Regions from separate parts of the Homo sapiens genome. Here region 1 is linked to region 2. Evidence: chromatin loops called from intact Hi-C (ENCODE). Cell type or tissue: IMR-90. All regions are shown on one strand.

Region 1 (2,500 bases), 150 kb after region 2:
CTCCAACATGGGCAGCAGGAGCAAAACTCCATCTCAAAAAAAAAAAAAAAAAAAAAAAAACACACACACAAACCTAAAAACTGATTCATAAATGTGACAGAAGTGAGAATGAAATTACTTTGTAATTCTTAATTCCTATGCTTTTCCCCAAGGATGGGTTAACACTGACTGAGCTTTGTAAGAAAGCAATTTCAACCATAATGAATCTCCACAGCATCGGCGGAAAGATATAGTTAACATAATGCTACCAAAAAAATAACTAAAGTAAAAGGACAAATGCAAATCCTTTATGGCTTTCTTCTCCTAAACCAGAAGAAATCCAGTGCAGCTTCAGTTCACTGTGACTCTAATCTCTCTCTCTCTTTTTTTCTTTTTATTTTTCTTTTCTGTTTTTGTTTTTTTGTTTTGAGATGGAGTTTCACTCTTGCTGCCCAGGCTGGAGTGCAGTGGCATGGTTTTGGCTCACCGCAACCTCTGCCTCCTGGGTTCAAGCGATTATCCTGCCTCTGCCTCCTGAGTAGCTGGGATTACAGGGATGTGCCACCATGCCTCGCTAATTTTTTGTGTTTTTAGTAGAGGATGGAGTTTCACCATGTTGACCAGGCTGGTCTCAAAATCCTGATCTCAGGTGATCCACCTGCCTCAGCCTCCCAAAGTGCTGGGATTACAGGCATGAGCCACCACGCCCGGCTCTAGCCTCATTGGATATTGAGTTCCCCTATTTATTTGAGAAAAGCATCCTAATTATTAATCTACAATTGCCTTATACTAAAGGCACAATATCAATCCCACCATAGCAGTGTTCCTAAAAGGTCAGCTCTAGCTAAGGAAGTCTGAGCCCTACAAGAGTTTTCAATGTTTGTCTTTTCCTTAGCAGTCAGACACTGGTTGTTTACATTTTAAATAGTTTTCACTAATTGTTTTTCATATTTTTAATGTAAATGGACACGTTTTGAAAATTAGTGAATACAGAAGGGATGCAGAATTAATAAATGCTTGCCTTTTTTCAGTTAACAGAGCAGAAGAGACCACTGCTGTGCTGAAAAGTATTATCCCAGAGCACCCCCTTATGGTAAAATGCACTAAGGAAGTAAATCCATGGGAAAAAAAAAATCACAAAGTGTTTCGATCTCAGGAGACAGATGCTGCTTTCCTACTCTTAAGAACGTTTCACCTTTTTTTTTTTTTTTAAAGAAACAGGGTCTCACTGTGTCACTCAGGCTGGAGTGCAGTGGTGTGATCATAACTCACTGCAGCCTCGAATTCCTGGACTCAAGGGATCCTCCTGCCTCAGCCTCCTAAGTAGCTGGAACTATAGGTGCATGCTACCGTACCTGGCTAACTTTTCTGGGGGGACGGGGGTAGAGATGGGGTGTTGTTGTCCAGGCTAGTCTTGAACTCCTGGTCTCAAGCAATCCTCCCACTTAGGCCTCCCAAATCACTGAGATTATAGGCATCAGCCACTGTACTTGGGCTGAACCCTATACTCTAGATCCATTCAGTCATGGCAAACCTAAACTAGCATAGTTGTTAAACTCCTGATGAGCTTAATTCCCAGATGGATTTCTTCTACCACCAGCTGGACTTGAAGTATTTTGTAAAGTGTAATTTTTCATTAAGCCATTCATACCCACTTAACTCCTCTTGGATGCCACTTCATAGCCAGCTCATGTTATGAACACTGTATGAACTGTTATTCACTAGTAACAGTAAGCTGTTATTCACTAAACAGGATCACTGATTTCTATTGTTAAGATCATCAGTGGCCATAGCTGTAAACATGGTTCTCTGGAGGATTTTTGCTGCAGCTGGAAAGACAAGAAATGAGATAATAATTCTGACCCAAGCAGGCAAACATCTATAATAATTTAGCACATCAGGAAATTCACACATAGCTTCTTTTTTCCTGTTACATTTTAACACATTGTTTAGACTTTTCAAGTGTTCTGTATGTCTTGAGAATAAATCTCCATGTTCTTGTCTTATTCAAAAAAGGCATCAAATTTAAGCATGCTTGGACAGTAACTAGTATGATAGAACTTGGTTTACTAGCATATTTAAATGCTAATAAAGATAATAATATTAGATATTGAGTTCCCCTATTTCTTTGAGAAAAGCATCCTAATTATTAATCTACAATCGCCTTATAGTGAAGGCACAGTATCAATCCCACCATAGCAGGGTTCCTAAAAGGTCGCCCTAGCTAAGGAAGTCTGAGCCTTACAGAGTTAAATGTGGTCTACATGTTAAATATGGGATCAACACCAGCAGTGGTGACTTGAAAAACTGTCTCACAGGTACAAGACTAAATATCAGGATACAGGGGGCCAGGGGAGGAGGGACTGCTATTAGACAAAAGACGCAAACCAAATATCCAAACCAGGCCAGGCGCAGTGGCTCATGTCTGTAATCCCAGCACTCTGGGAGGCCAAGGTGGGTGCACTCAAGGTCAGGAGTTCGATACCAGCCTGGCCAACGTGGCAAAAACCCCATCTCTACT
Region 2 (2,500 bases):
TTATGTACACGGCTGTAGAAGAACTGAAATCTGATTGTGCCTGCAGAATGGAAGGTAGCTTCTTAAGAAATGCTGTTCTTTTGCAGGTCAGCTTATCATAGGTATGTGCACACAAATCTAAATTTTTAGCACAGTTTTTATTTGCAGCAGTGGAATGTGGTCCCTGAACCAGCACCATCAGCCTCATCTGGCAACTCGTGAGAAATACACATTCTCAAACCTTACCCCAGACCTACTGAATCAGAAATTCTAGAGATGAGGCCTAAGAATCTATGTTTAACAACCCCTCCAGGTGTTCTAATGCTTGCTAAAGTTTGAAAACCATTGCTTTACAGACTATGCCAGTTCGTCTGTGGCTAATATTGTTGCTAAAATGAGTAATTAATGAAACCTGATTTTATGGGCTAGAATTGTTTATGGCTGATGATAGCAAATTAGGGAAGTTAATGGAAATGGCACCCTATTTCTTAAACTATCGAAAAGAATAGGAAAAGAGATTCAAACTAGGAGCCTCATTTACCTTAATACATTCCTTTTTTTTTTTTTTTTTTTTTGAAATGGAGTCTTGCTCTGTCACCCAGGCTGGAGTGCAGTGGCGTGATCTTGGCTCACTGCAACCTCCCCCTCCCGGGTTCAAGCAATTCTCATGCCTCAGCCTCCCAAGGAGCTAGGATGACAGGCATGCACCACCATGCCTGGCTAATTTTTGTATTTTTAGTTCAGATGGGGTTTCGCCCTGTAGGCCAGGCTGGTCTCCAACTCCTGACCTCAAGTGATCTGCTTGCCTCGGCCTTCCAAAGTGCTGGGATTACAGGCATGAGCCACCATGCCCGGCCCCCTCCTGTGTCTTTTAAAACAGCATCACCTTCCCCCCATGTTTCCCCTTCTCCCCAGATCCATTCCACTTAGTCTCACCAGTTCAGTTTTCCTTCATCTGTCTATTTTACTGGAAGACAGAACTGTGTGATGATTAAGACCCTGGTATTGGAGCCAAACACAGCTAAATCTGACTTACCACAGCACTTACTAAGTTACTTGGTCTCACTGAGCCTCAGTTCTCTAATAAAATGAGGATAATATCTACCTTTTGTAGTTATGGTAAGGATTTAAAAGTCTGATGCTCTGTGCCCGGGATATGGTAGACACTACTTACATTGCTGTCATGATTCTATTGTATTATCTCAGCTACCTCTACTCTTCTCCTTCATACACTTCTTTGCCAATAATGACAAAAATAAATCACAGCTTATGTGCTGTTTGACATGTTTACAAGGCTGAGGGTTTTGTGGCAAGGAAAACTGTGCTTTGACTCCAGCCTGCTGGAATCCCGGAAATTGTGTGAAGAGATCTTAAGCTTTTTTCTCTTTGCAGCTGTAGAGGACTAATTTAGTTCTCTTTTTCCTAGCAGCTGGTGATTTTACAGCTGTTGGGTGATGAATGGTAATAAGAGGGAATATGGAATGTTTCATTATTTTATTCAATTATCATCCACTGGATAACATGGAGGCCTTAGAATACTGTGAGAAATATTTAAATGCCCTGAGCTGCACTTGTTAAGGCAGATTTTTCTCCTGTAATTTGGAGCTTATTTTAAAAGATGGTCAATATTTTGACTGATGCGTCTAAGTCTGAGGGTAAATGCTGAGATCTGTGGAACCATATAATGGGGTTTGAGGAAAATGTTCCTTAGCTACCTAGCTGTATAAGGCAGGTTTTAGAATCATTCATATAGTCTCATTATGAAAGTGTTTCCCAAGGAATCCGGATACATTCATTCATGTATTTATGTTTTCATATATCATATGTCATGTTTTATAAATTAAGGACAGATTTAAAGCTACAGTTTTCATCTTCTTTTTAAAATTTATTTTAGATTTTATTCATGTTCTATGAATAAGCCAAAAGTATCATTAGAAAGCTCTTCAGGCTGGGTACGGTGGCTTATGCTTGTAATCCCAGCACTTTCGGAGGCCAAGGCAGGCGGATCACCTGAAGTCAGGAGTGATCTGCCCGGCCAACACGGTAAAACCCTGTCTCTACTAAAATACAAAAATTAGCTGGGTGTGGTGGCACGCGCCTATAGTCCCAGATACTCCGGAGATTGGGGCCGAAGAATCGCTTGGACGCAGGAGGCAGAGTTTGCAGTGAGCTGAGATTGCGCCATTGCACTCCAGCCTAGGTAACAAGAGCGAAACTCTTGTCTGGAAAAAAAAAAAAAAAAAAAAAAGAGGAAGAAAGAGAGAGAGAAAAGAAAGCTCTTCAATCTTTAAGATGTTAAGGAAATGAACAGGAGATTTTAAAAACGATAAAGTTATTAAATTTGACTGTAAAATCAGGATTTTAAGGGAGAGAGAGAAAGAAAGGAGAGAAAGAAAGAAAGACAGAGAAAGAAAGAAAGAGAGAAAGGGAGAGAAAAGAAAGCTCTTCAATCTTTAAGGTATTAAGGAAACGAACAGGAGATTTAAAAAACAATAAAGTTATTAAATTAGACTATAAAATC

What was found. Peaks named below come from ENCODE experiments on the same cell type or tissue, not always from the same donor. Only the 100,000 strongest peaks of a DNase experiment are listed, where the experiment ranks them.
Region 1: a loop joins it to region 2, with 2.0 times the contacts of the local background. A loop is called at or near these places in 5 of 110 quality-filtered maps.

Annotation. Positions count from the first base shown.
Region 1 is chr12:95,581,208-95,583,707 of GRCh38, reverse strand. No RefSeq gene overlaps it. Among named protein-coding and RNA genes, the nearest start is that of USP44, 31 kb to the right of the region's middle. In IMR-90, a CTCF peak has its summit at 1,065 (motif pointing left); a DNase peak (open chromatin) is centred at 1,057.
Region 2 is chr12:95,732,124-95,734,623 of GRCh38, reverse strand. The region is part of intron 3 of NTN4 (netrin 4); the gene reads left to right. It overlaps LOC105369919 (a long non-coding RNA gene), which reads left to right. Exons shown (of 3, transcript XR_001749273.2): 1 at 1-2,500. Among named protein-coding and RNA genes, the nearest start is that of NTN4, 57 kb to the left of the region's middle. In IMR-90, no CTCF peak of the experiment used is centred here; DNase peaks (open chromatin) are centred at 993 and 1,293; H3K27ac peaks cover 287 bases.